Regions from separate parts of the Homo sapiens genome. Here region 1 is linked to region 2. A link is a contact called in ENCODE Hi-C or POLR2A ChIA-PET data. All regions are on one chromosome and are shown on one strand. The core of a region is the stretch at or near the end of the contact, and the rest is flanking DNA. Distances in the headings are between cores, read along the strand shown. Region 1 holds the start of H1-8 (H1.8 linker histone). Region 2 overlaps IFT122 (intraflagellar transport 122).

Region 1 (6,224 bases), core at 2,788-5,287, 53 kb after region 2:
AGAACTGTGATCTTCAGAACTGTAGGGCAGTTCACATGTAGGCTGACCCCATTCAGTGTTTCATAACTAGTTCTCAGCAGAAGTTACATTTCATACAGGCCTCAGTAAAAAATCACAGAAGCTCACCAAGCGGCCCGTTGTCCCTGCAGTCTGATGCTCAGAATTACCATTTCCCTGTAAAAAGGCAATCCTCTAGAGGAATTTTTAGATCATGCAGCACATTTTAGAGCTTCTTCCCTTCAAATGCGAAACTTGATCCTGGCACAGCCGGGAGCATGGTTTCGGAAGAAGCTCGTGGGAATGTTTCTATCACTGAGTGTTGCTCTACTTCTCAGTTCTTGGAAGTGTCCCATAAATGTGATCAAAATTGCTGCCCCCACTTGTGCCAACTTCCATTTGCCTCTTTGCTTCGTCTTCTGCTCCAGCATAGTCCCGGAAGAGGGTTTTCAGGCCTCCAGCACTGGGACCTCCAGGTATCACAGTAATGGGTACTGAGCACCGACCGTGTGCCAGGTGCTGTGCTGGGCACCAGGGATACCACCAGGAACAAGACAGATACAGCCCTGCTCCTCAACCAGAGCGCAAAGGCTGGAGACACGGAAGCAGAGCTGCGATTCAGAGCGCTTGAGGCTCTCCAGGAGCAAGGCTGGGGCCTGGCAGAGCCCAGAGGAGGGGCCCCTAACCTTCTAGAGGCCAGGGAAGGCTTTTCTGAAGATGCGGCATCTACTCTGAGGCCAAAAGATGAGTGGGAAAGAGTCCAGAGAAGGGGGGGCAGTGCATACAGAGGGGCTTTCTAAGGCCAAGTGTATCAATTGACTTGTACGGCAAGACAGACAACCCCAACACTTCATGGCTTAAAACAACAAGCTGCATATCATTCATGACTCTGGATCAGCCAGGCAGATCTGCTGATCTGAACCAAGCTTGGTCAATTTCGGCTGGGTTCATTCAAGCATCTGTGGTCAACTGGAGGGTTGGCTGGGGACTGGCTGGTTGACCCTCAGATGGCTGGGTAACAGGGGTGATGGCCATAGGCCTCAGCATCTGGCAGGCTAGCTAGGAGCTAGTTAACATGGCAATGGGACTGGCATACCATCATTTCTGCTATTGGTCAAAGCAAGTCATAAGATTTAAGGAATCCACTCAGACTTAAGAAATGTGGGAGGGGCCAGGTGCAGTGGCTCATGCCTGTAATCCCTACACTTTGGGAGGCCAGGTGGGAGGTCACTTGAGGCCAGGAGTTCAAGACCAGCCTGGGCAACATGGCAAGACTCCATTTCTAATATATATACATACATATATATACACATATATATATGTATGTGTGTGTGTATATATATATATATATATATATATATATATATATATATATATATATATATATATTTTTTTTTTAATTAGCCAGGCATAGTGGCATGTGCCTGAGTCCTAGCCACTTGGAAGACTGAAGTAGGAGATCACTTGAGCCCAGAAGGTCGAGGCTGCAGTGAGCTATGATTGCACCACTGCACTCCAGCCTGGGCGACAGAGTGGAACCCTGTCTCAAAAAACAAACAAACAAACAAGAAATGTGAGAGGGGTTGCAAAGTTACATTGCAAATGGGCAGGAGTGAAAAATTGGGGGCAGTTCTGCATCAATTCAACACACACAGAGGAGACAAAAGGGGCCCGATATCAGCACATGGCCCATTCCAGGAGCCGCAGTGTGGGTGAATTGTGGGATTCAAGCGGGGAGGAGGCTCCTTAAGTCAGACTGAAGAGCATGAACTTTCACCCACGGGCAGTGGGGAGCCATGCAGGATGCTAAGCGGGGGAGTGAAATCTGACTTCACTTTAGAACACTTTGATGACCACAGCCTCCCCGAGTCCAGATCTCTGGTGATGGAGAGCCCTCTGGGAAAATTCCACAATAAAGAGACTACCTAGAGAAGAATGTATGCTGTTTAAAACCCATCCCTTCCTCAGAGGTAACCACTTCTACTATTACCTTGGTATGAATCCATTCAGAACTTTTTTCTACTGCTTGTGACTGGTAAGATAAAAAAACAAAAAAATTTTTTAAAAATTAAAAAGAACTATTGTGCCTTCACACACACACACACACACACACACACACACGCAAGTTTTGTCTTCTCAGTAGTTGGGGTGTACTCTCCGATACATTCTGGTTCACTCCTTTTCACTACTGCATACTACTCCACTGTGCGAATAGGCCACAGTTTACTTGTTCACTCTCCACCTGATGGGCATTTATGTTGTTTTGAATTTCTGCTAAGATTGAAATAAACATCTTTGCACGTAAGTGTATATGTTTGTCTCAGATCTACGCCTAGAGTGGAATAGGTGGGTTGTGGAGTGAGTCCCTCCTTAGTTGTATGAAACATCGCTGAATTGCTTTCTAAGGCGGCTACCAGCTCACTCCCCACCCCCCAGCAGCTATACTTTCCTTGAATCCTAGTCACTCACTATTGATAGACACTTACATCTTTGTCATTTTGCTGAGTGTGAAATACAGCCTCATTCTTGTTTGTTTTCTTTTCTTTCCCTCCCCCTTTTTTTTGGGGGGGGCAGGGTCTTACTCTGTAGCCCAGGCTGGAGTGCAGGGGTGTGATCACAGCTCCCTGCAGCCTTGACCTCCCAGGCTCAAGCAATCCTCCTGCCTCGGCCTCCCAGGTAGCTGGGACTACAGGTGCACACCACCATGCCCAGCTAATTTTTGTATTTTTTGGTAGAGACAGGATTTCACTTTTTTGCCTAGGCTGGTCTTGAACTCCTGGGCTCAAGCGATCCTCCTGCCTCAGCCTCCCGAAGTTCTGGGATTACAGGTATGAGCCACCATGCCTGGCCTCTCATCCTTGTTTTAATCCATCTTGTCATTTTATATTATATTATATTATTTTATTTTATTTTTATTTACTTATTTTTGAGACACAGTTTCGCTCTTGTTGCCCAGGCTGGAGTGCAATGGCTCGATCCTGGTTCACTGCAGTCTCCAGCTCCCAGGTTCAAGTGATTCTCCTGCCTCAGCCTCCCAAGTAGCTGGGACTACAGGTGCACACCACCACGCCCAGCTAATTTTGTATTTTTAGTAGAGATGAAGTTTTACCATGTTGGCCAGGCTGGTCTCAAACTCCTGACCTCAGGTGATCCGCCCACCTCAGCCTCCCAAAGTGCTAGGATTACAGGCCTGAGCCACCGCACCAGCCCACCTTGTCATTTTAGATGGCTGCAGAATATTCTGCAGAAAGGGTGTGATTTAGCCAGGCCTTGGGTGTTTGCTTGGAAAGTTTTTTTTTTTTGTCTGTCAATTTGATGGGAAAAAGTAGTATTTCACCATTGTTTCAATTTGAATTTTCTCAAATGCCAAGGAAGTTGAGTGTCCATTTTCCTGTTTCTGTTCCTCACCCTTTAGGCTGGTGAATTGCCTGTTTATATTCTTTGTCCATTGTCCCAGTGGATGTTGTCCTTATCTATGAAGACTTTTGTGAAGCATCCTCCGTTATTGATTTATTTCTTTAAAAACAAAACCAAAGGAGGGCATAGGCCCAGAGAGCCTGGCTGGCCTCAGAAGGGGCTACTCTGATTGAGGGGCATGTGCTCTGGGCAAAAGTAGCAGTTGGGCTGCCTCCAACTGCTACTTTTTGAGAAATTGAGGCCAGCAGTGGCGTGGGGCAGCCCATTGCCCACCTGGTAGGATTAGAGGGCCGCCTCAGCGGCCTCCCTGACAACACAGGTGACCCCAATTCCTCATCAGCATCTCCAGCCCCTGGTGGGCAGAGGGCACAGGCGAGATCAAGCATCTCAGCTCCCAACATTGCACCATGGGGACTGAGACCCAGAGAAGTCAAGCGACACCCCCAAGCTTACACAGGAGTGGGTAGTCCAGCTGGGGCTCCCTACAGAAGGCAGGATGCTGTGCCCCATTCCACACCTCCAGCCCCAGTCAGCAGCTTGGAGCACTCCCAGCCCAATCAGGGCTGATTGGAGTGGTGGGGGTGGGCTGCTGGTATATAAGCCTAGTGGGCAGGCCCAGCAGCCTCACACCCGGGTGAGGGGTCTGCTGGCTGCACCTGTCGGTCTCATGGCTCCTGGGAGCGTCACCAGCGACATCTCACCCTCCTCGACTTCCACAGCAGGATCATCCAGGTCTCCTGAATCTGAAAAGCCAGGTGAGCAAGAGGAGGCAGCTCCTCCCTCATCCCTGCGAGCCCACTCCCTGGGTTGCCTTTGATGCTCCACCCCTGCTTCTCGTTCTTTCCCAGCCTGGCCCCAGCACCTACCCAGCACCCACCCAGCACTCACCCAGCACTCACCCAGCACCCACCCAGCACCAAGCTGCTGAGCTCAACTGCCTTTTGGCTGAAGAGCTGATCTACAGGTAGCAAGGCCAGGTAGGGCCTGGGGGCTGGGGCCGGCCTCGCTCAGGGAAGAGCCACAGGGCCTTCCAGCTGGAGCCCGTTTCCTGCTGGGACCGTAGCCCGTAGCCAGGCTGCAGCTGTGGGCAGCTAGTTGGAGGGACTGGGGCAGGAGCATTTTATGCAGGGCTAGGCATTCCGATTTTCAACCAAAAAACACCTCAGGGTTTATCTGGACATGAGGGTGCACCGAGGCAAACCAGGCCCAGTTCACTCCCTCGAGGACCTCCCGGTCTGATGGGGAAGCCTGGCCCATGGCTTGTTGCTGTTTGCTAATGTGATGTGTGCTTCAGTGGCGGTAATCCAGAGCTGGAGGAGCCCAGAGGAGTCCTCTAACCCACTCTGGGAGGTCAGGGAAAGCTTCCTAGAAGAGGTGACCCTGAAGGATGGGTGTGCCTCAGCCGGGGGAAGTGTTCTATTTGCCAAGACACCTAGGGAGATAGGGAGGGGGTCCAGGTGCCGAGAAGTAAAAGGGCAGAGTTAACTGGGAAGTCAGAGGTGTCCAAACCAAGGTGCATTTTGAGCCTTGAAGGATGAGTGAGAGCAGCCTGCATGACCGGGAGGAGAGAGGCAGCCCAGGCAGAGGAAACGGCATGGGCTAAGGCCCAGAGGCCAGCGCACCAGCAGCTTGTCTCGGAAGCTGCATCTTCCTTCTGGGAAGGAGGGAAGTGCTGGGGCAGTGCTAGGGGAGCAGTGGGAGGGCCTCCAAGGCGGTCTTCAGTTAGGTCAACTTTTATCTTGAACAGGGAGCCATGGACGGTTTCAAGCAGGGAGGTGAGGGGTGTGAGATACAGCGAGGAGAATGCATGCGGTGGGGAAGAGGCAGTGGGGAGGAGGCTGGGGCTGGGGAGTTGGAGAGGAGAGGCCAGAATATGGAGAGAAAAGCCTATGGGGAGGCCTCGAGTGGGTGTGGTGAGGAGGAAAGGGCCCAGAATGCCCCCAGTTCTTGCTTGGATGTTGGGTAGGTATGGGCAGTGGGGGCATGGGGCATTCCTGGAAGAGAGAGGAGGGGCAGATTTGGGGGGCTGAGCTCTGTTCTGGACATCCTGGTATACAGCAGGCATGGAATAGCTGCCGAATGAGGGGCTGGGATGAGAGGGAACAGACCTGAGGGAGGACTCCTGGGGGTGGCTCTCTGGGACAGACATGGTCTGGGGGAAGCAGAGGAGGGGTTGGAGCTGCTCGTGAAGTCAGGCCAAGCGAAGACCCTTGGGAAGCCCTGTAGCACTGCAGCTGGGAGGGCTCAGACCTCCTTAGAGGCCCCCGTCCCCACTGTACGGATGGGAAGACTGAGGCCTAGAGGGAAGAATGAAACTCCCGAGAACCCGGGAGTGACCCAGGACTACACCAGCTCAACGCCTTTGGCCCCCAAATGAATATTCCCACACTGGGCTCGTCATGGCCAGGACCCAACAGGGGTCGAAGTGATTAGGTCTCTTTATAATTTTGCTCTAGATCTAGAGTTTCATGGTTTTTTTTTTCTATTGAAAAAAAATTTTAATATAGCCAATTTTTTTTTTTTTTTTGAGACAGGGTCTTGCTTTGTCACCCAGGCTGGAGTGCAGTGGTGTGATCTCAGCTCACTGCAGTCTCCACTTCCCAGGCTCAAGCAATCTTCCCACCTCAGCCTCCCAAGTAGCTAGGCCTATAGGCACACACCACCACACTCTGCTCATTTTTAAAGATTTTCGTAGAGTCGAGGTCTCACGATATTGCCCAGAATTTAAGTCTTTAAATTCTGCAGATTGATCAGAAATCAACATTTCCATTCACCACATTTAAATCCGGTTTCATATTTAAATCCCTTTT
Region 2 (6,276 bases), core at 3,627-6,126:
CACGAACAGCTTCTCCTGGACTGTGTCCTCGTCATCCTTGTCTGCCCCATTACAAACCCACGCACCACATCCACCAGGAACTCATCTCCCTCAATTGCCCCAAACTAGCTCTGCTTATTTTATTAAAAGGTTTTCTCCCAAGATTGCCATCCTGACCTCAAAAATAAATGCAGTTTGCTGCTCTCTGACTGTGGCCGGCCAAGAGGAGCCAGAGGGGCAGCCTGGGGCTTCCTCTGCCAGGACTTTAAGATTCAGCAGCAAAGTCTTGCTGACTGCACCAAGGCCATCCTGCTGACGCAGCGGGTCAGGACTGCCAAGGGTTAGGAAACACATTCTCAAGACAAAGGCTGTTCATCTGTCGCCTCTGCCTCCGGCCATCCTGTGGTTTTGGCCCAGAGAGGAGGGAGAAAGCATCAGACCCAGTCTTGGAATTTTTGGTTGCCTTTCGAAATTTACATTGTCTTGTGCAAGAACTGGTTTGTCAGGGCTGCCAAGTAGGACAACGAGCCCTAGGAGGGCTTCTCAAGGCGGTGGTGACTTCATGTTTGAAATCCAACAGCAAGATAAAGTATAGCTCAGAGAGTATTTGTTCAGTGGGGTCTATTTTTAAAACTCCACTCAAATTGTGCCTCCCAAGTAAGTCCAAGTGTTAGCCATCCATCATATGCTCAGCTGTGATATGCCTGCCTGAGTGCCTGTCCCACTCACGGGGCAGTCAGCATGGCAAGCAGTTGGTGTGGTTCGGGGAAGGAGCACCAGCTTTCAGTCCTGACTCTGCCATCTCAAGCAGCTGTAACTAGAGCAACTCATTTCACTCTTTGGGGCCTCATTTCTTTTCTGTGAAATGGGGTTAATTATACCCATCTTTCAGGTTTCGTCAAGCCAAATTTCTATTATTATTTCTCCTTATTACTGACTCATAAAATAGCAAAAACCACAAAACACAACTAAATTGCAACAGGCTGTACTTACTGACGGACTTTAGAAAGGAAAGCTCATTGTGTGCTTTAAGAAAAGCTTTCAGGAGTTTGAGAAAGCTTCCAGGAGATGGTGAAACTTGATCTGAGCCCTGAGAGGTCTGGAAAGGAAGAGTGGAGCAGGGAAGCTTTTCAAACAAAGGGAAAGGTGGGGGTAGGAACAAGACTGGAGAGCCTGGGAGATGGTGAGGAGCTGGTGCTGAGAAAATACAGTGAAGGTAATGATCATGCCTGCATTTTGCCCAGTGCTTCATTATTTTTGGAGCACATCTCTCCTTTGCCCATGGTAGCCTGAGCTGGGCAGGACATCTAAACAGAAGTTAATGGATTTACCCAAAAAGTCACCAGCCTAGGATGTGGCTGAGCCTGGCCTGGGTTCTAGGTCACCTGCTCCGTAGCCTATGCCTGCTGCCCCGCTAAAGGGAGCATTTAATGTGCCAATGAGGAGAGATGGCATGGTGGAAAAGATAAGCACTTGGAAGCAGCCATGTTTTGCTCTGAGAGTAGACAGACTCAAAATAAAAAAAATTCCTTCAATTCTAAAGCTAAAAAATGGGACTGGAAATTTCAAAGACAGACAAAAGCCCCAAATGGAGAAAACAATACTTCAAGCTCCACATTTGGGAACCATTAGCACAGAGGTCCTGGCTGATTTCTCTTCCCTGCCCAGGAAGCCAGGAGAGATGCAGGCCACTGAAGCACACTGGCTGGCCTAAAACAAGGGCAAGGCCTTTCCTTGTTAAAGATGTCATGGCCCAACTCAAGACTCATTCTCAGGCCTGCACGCACATATGCACATATACACGCGTGCATACATGTGGCAGGAAGGGGCACAGAACCTGGAGTCCAGTCACCTCTGGCTATTGCCAGCTATTTGCTGGGACAGGTCATTTGTCCTCTCTGAGTCTCGGTCTCCTGGGCTGTAGCCAGGGAGAAATAATACCTACTGCACAGGACTGTGGGGACAGCCAAAAGCCTTTTATAAACCTAAGAAAGAGAAGTCGTTAGGAACTATTCATGGGCACTCACAGCAAGGCAACCCCATCTTGTAGGAGGGCATCTGTCCCCAGGGCAGGGATCAGGAGAGCTGTTTCCAGAGGCTTCCAGGGTAACTTGGAGCAAATCACTTACCTTTCTTGGACTCAGTCCCTGGAAGAAGAGGCCATTCCAGACCGCTTCCTCCCACGAACTCATTCATTGTGTCAGCAAACGTAGACTGGGGTTCTGCTGAGGGAGGCCGATACAACCCACCACTGCCCACGGCTGTGCACGGCTTTGCTGTGGGAACAGGCCTGTAACTGCGGCACAACCTGCGATCTGGACAAAGGGCAGAGGAAGCTGAGACTCTTTCCCCTGGGGTGGGGGCTTGAGGGGCTTGGGAGGACTCTGCAGAAGAGGTGACATTTCAACAGGGCCTTGAAAGCCAAATAGGTATTTTCCAGAGGCAGAGTGGGGAGGGGCAAAGGCATTCCAGGTGAGGGTGACATCCTATGGCGAGGCAGGCCTGTAGGTGGGAAGGAGGGGAGGATGGGCAGAGAGTTTGTGCTGTGGAGCACAGTAGCCCAGTCATGAGAGAGGTGCAGGATGGAGCACACAGGGTGGGCTGGGCAGGCTGGGCAGGGTGCTGATTGGCGGCTGCAGGGCTGCTCCCCAGGCATGGGTAATCATCCCACGCATCTGGAGGCAGGCTCTGTATGCATCTGGTTCTTTCCATGGCTCTGAAAACAGTCTTCTTTTTTTCCCTTGATGAAATCCTGCAGTCCGCTCCCATGTACCAGTACCTGGATAGGAAACTGTTCAAGGAAGCCTACCAGATTGCTTGCTTGGGTGTCACAGACACTGATTGGCGTGAACTGGCCATGGAAGCGCTAGAAGGTTTAGATTTTGAAACAGCAAAGAAGGTAAGCATCTAGCCAGCAGGAGCTGGAGTTTGGTCCTTGTGGGGTCCCTTAAGAAGGCAGATGGGGACCCAGGTGGCACGGAGAGGCCATAGACTGCAGCAGTCTCTGGAGTTAGGCTGACCTGGGCTTGTATCTTAGCCACTTCCTCACTGTGGGCCTGGGTAGGTGACACCCTTTCTAAGATTGCTTCTCTATAGACGTAGGATGATGACAGGCCCCATCCTCACAAAGCTGTGAGGATCAAATGGGAGGATGCCTGTAAAGCCTGACCCAGGAGCAGCATGTCAGATTCTGGCTGTCACTCTTATTAGCTGTTCTCTGTGGGAAGCACCTGACTAGTAGCCTGGCACATCACAGGCACTCCGTAAATGGCGGCTTTTATTATCGGTGTAGTCACTGGCCATGATGCTGCACACAATGCTGCTTTTCTTAGCATCTGCCAACTAAGGTGGGAGAGATGGTCAAGGTCTCTGATTCTGACAGCAATGTGGGCACTTCCCACGTACCTTCATGGCGGGATTCATGGACTTGATTCGTTGTGTCCTTTCCTGGCCTAGTCTATGAAAGCTAGAGAGATGGCTGAAAACATCTGACCCCTCTCTGCACATAAGGAAAAGCCCAGGTATGTTCCTGAGCTGTGTTTCCATCTAGAACCTCAGATGGAGGAAGGAATGGCTTCCAACCTCCACTCCCCTACCCCTTCCCTCTTTATCTCCCCACAGTCAATTAATGAGCTGCTCATTTTGTCCATATTCCCGGGCTGACATTGAAGGAGTGGCAAAGAGGGACGTGATGCCCGCCTTGGGTTAGATCAAGACTTGTAGGCATGAAGAGAGGAGACTGGACCAGACCAGGACTAAGAAGCCTGGCTGAGAACGAGCTGTGTCACATAAGGGGCTCTGGGACCTCAGGCCAGCCACTTTCCTTGGAGCCCCAGTCCTCCCAGTTCTGAAATGGGGGTGGTGAGAATGCCCGCTGCAGTCATGAGGCTTAACTGAGATGTTGTAAAGGGGAATTTAAATCAGGGATGGTTGTGCAGATGCTAGCCATTACTAAACAAGGGAAGTGATCGTTGTGTAACAATGATCTAGATTATATTTTTAGATGTCCTCAGTGTAGGAAAGTGGAGATGGAGGAGGCTGTAAGAATTCAGAGGAGGGGCCAGGCGCGGTGGCTCACGCCTGTAAATCCTAGCACTTTGGGAGGCCGAGGTGTGCGGATCACAAGGTCAGGAGATCGAGACCATCCTGGCTAACACGGTGAAACCCCGTCTCTACTAAAAATACAAAAAATTAGCCGGGCATGGTGGCAGGCGCCTGTAGTCCCAGCTACTCCGGAGGCTGAGGCAGGAGAATGGCGTGAACCTGGGAGGCGGAGCGTGCAGTGAGCCGAGATGGTGCCACTGCACTCCAGCCTGGGCCATAGAGCAAGACTCTGACTTAAAAAAAAAAAAAAAAAAGAATTCAGAGGAGGGAGGAGGCATCTCTATGGAGGGAGCTTCCCTCTCCTGCCCCACCCAGAAATGCCAGCAGGGAGGGAGACGACAAATCCCTAGAATAGAAAGGATTGTAAAAAGCCACAAGGTTTAATATGAGTGTTTACTGATATTTTTATAAATATATATATTTTTATATATTTGTTTAAATATTGAGACGGGGACTCACTGTGTTGCCCAGGCAGGTCTTGAACTCCTGGGCTCAAGCAGTCTTCTTGCCTCAGCCTCCCAAAGTGCTGGGATTACAGGTATAAACCACCACACCCAGCCAGATTTACTATAGTTGAAAAGTAAGTGTATGTGGTATATATCTATTGTGTACAACATGCTGTTTTGAAAAAGCCACATGATATTGAAGATAGGCTGGATGTTACTATTTCATCTAAATCCCGAGTACCCCACCTCTTTACTCTGTGCCAGGCACTCAGGCTCACCAGCTTGGATATAGTGGTTCCTAGAGATGGACAGCCATCCCCACTAGATGGCAGAGAAGAGCTGCTGAGCTCCCGCCAGACCCTGAGCAGAGCTGCAGGTTCCTCCCTATTCCCAGGCTTCCCTCTGCTGAGCTCATTCAGGGGCCTTGTGACTCTGACCAGGCACCCTGACGCTGCAAAATGTGTCAGGTTGAAGGAACTCGGAAACAGATTTATTAATGGGCAAATCCTAGACACTAGCACAGCTGAGCTACAGCTAGAAAGACCCTTGAGAGGGTGTCAGTAGCAGGCCCCTTTCCACAAAGAAGATGGTTGGAGCCCAGAAGCAGAGAAGTAGGCTCAGAGCGAGGACTCAGACCTCGAATGCTCCTTTCCCTCTTGGCCACTGTGCTGGGCTTTGCAGGGTTGCCCTCTCAAGGCGCTTTAAGGAAACCCAGATCTAGAGGGTGATGTGTAAGACCTACAGCTTGGGACACAGGTAGTCTTAGCCCTGTGTTCCTTGGCCCATGTGATGCCCGCATTGCCCTTTTCTACGAATTCCTCTTCACAAACACTTGTTTGCCAGGTTCTGACTCTGATGCCTCCCTTAACGCTGCCTCCCACCCCTGCTCATGCTCAGACCATTCATCCGTGTTCTCCAGGCATGTGGTTCGTAGTTGGAGAGCTCTTAGCTCTGGGAGGTGTCATGATCTGTTTAATTGACCAGCTTTCCCTGTTAGAATGTGGACCTCTGAATTGTGGAGGGGGACAGGGGCCGAGACATGTTTCTCCCTGGGTCCTCAGTCTCTTGACAGGAAGCCTGGTCCTGTGGGATGAAAAGATAAAGTTGCATTGTGGTCACCTGCAAGGCAGGCCGGGGACTTGCTCATCTCCCGAGGTCTTTTCAGGAGGGAGGATGCCATGCTGCTGAGCAGAGGCTGCAAGTGGTCAGGATTGCTCTGCGTGTTCAGTTCAAAGGGCTCTGGAGCTGCTGCCTCCTCTAGGCACAGGTCAGCCCATTTTGAATGGGGCAATAAATGGTGACAGCAAAGCCACCTGAAAGCAGCCTGACCTGGTGGCTTGTGCTCCTCCAAACCCTGGGCAGAATCTGAAAGCAGCAAAACTAGCTTAGCTAACACCAGTCTGCTTGTTCCTCAGAAACTTCTAGAGGTCCATGAGTTAAAGTCTCTGGCTTTACTGTGAGTTCAAGGCAAGGGCTGCAATTTTAGGGTTTACATAAAGAGTTTGCCTTCCACAGACTTGGTGGGATTCATTCCCTACCCCTCCACCTTCTTCCAGAATCTGTCTTTATACCCTCTCAGCTTTCCCCTCCTCTGCTCCCTCTGTGGTACCAGGGGCTCTGGGTCCCCTGTGTCTGTGGCACCACTGGGTAGGCATAGCTGTCCCCTGCATTCTACCCATGTTGCCAAGATGTATAGGCAGTCTCTCATCAGTCCATGCATCTCATCCTCTCCTGCTGTGATGCTGCG

The links. A loop is a pair of places that touch in the nucleus more often than their neighbours do. ChIA-PET counts read pairs that join two places held with the same protein, here RNA polymerase II (POLR2A). Pooled maps may share reads with other maps.
Region 1: a loop to region 2 is called in a map of endothelial cell of hepatic sinusoid, with 4 times the contacts of the local background. The contact joins the promoter of H1-8 here to the enhancer-like site in region 2. A Hi-C loop is called at or near these places in 26 of 168 maps with a recorded cell type or tissue (Caco-2, HepG2, Panc1 and 11 more), 2 of 37 single-sample maps with no recorded cell type and 11 of 50 pooled maps. POLR2A ChIA-PET finds 5 or more read pairs at or near these places in 5 of 52 experiments (GM12878, HepG2, activated CD4-positive, alpha-beta T cell and 2 more).

What each region holds. Positions count from the first base shown.
Region 1 is chr3:129,539,138-129,545,361 of GRCh38, forward strand. It overlaps H1-8 (H1.8 linker histone), which reads left to right and starts at 4,038. Exons shown (of 5, transcript NM_153833.3): 1 at 4,038-4,169. The coding sequence starts at 4,082. RefSeq lists an enhancer at 3,577-4,078.
Region 2 is chr3:129,485,520-129,491,795 of GRCh38, forward strand. It overlaps IFT122 (intraflagellar transport 122), which reads left to right. Exons shown (of 30, transcript NM_052989.3): 16 at 2,738-2,878. Among named protein-coding and RNA genes, the nearest start is that of RHO, 40 kb to the right of the region's middle. RefSeq lists silencers at 4,159-4,367, 4,774-4,843 and an enhancer at 4,767-5,061. Within about 2 kb of position 4,877, at least 16 of the 41 ENCODE cell types and tissues checked have a DNase peak (open chromatin) inside an H3K27ac peak, as active enhancers do; they include heart right ventricle, left ventricle myocardium inferior and tibial artery, where a contact is called at or near this core.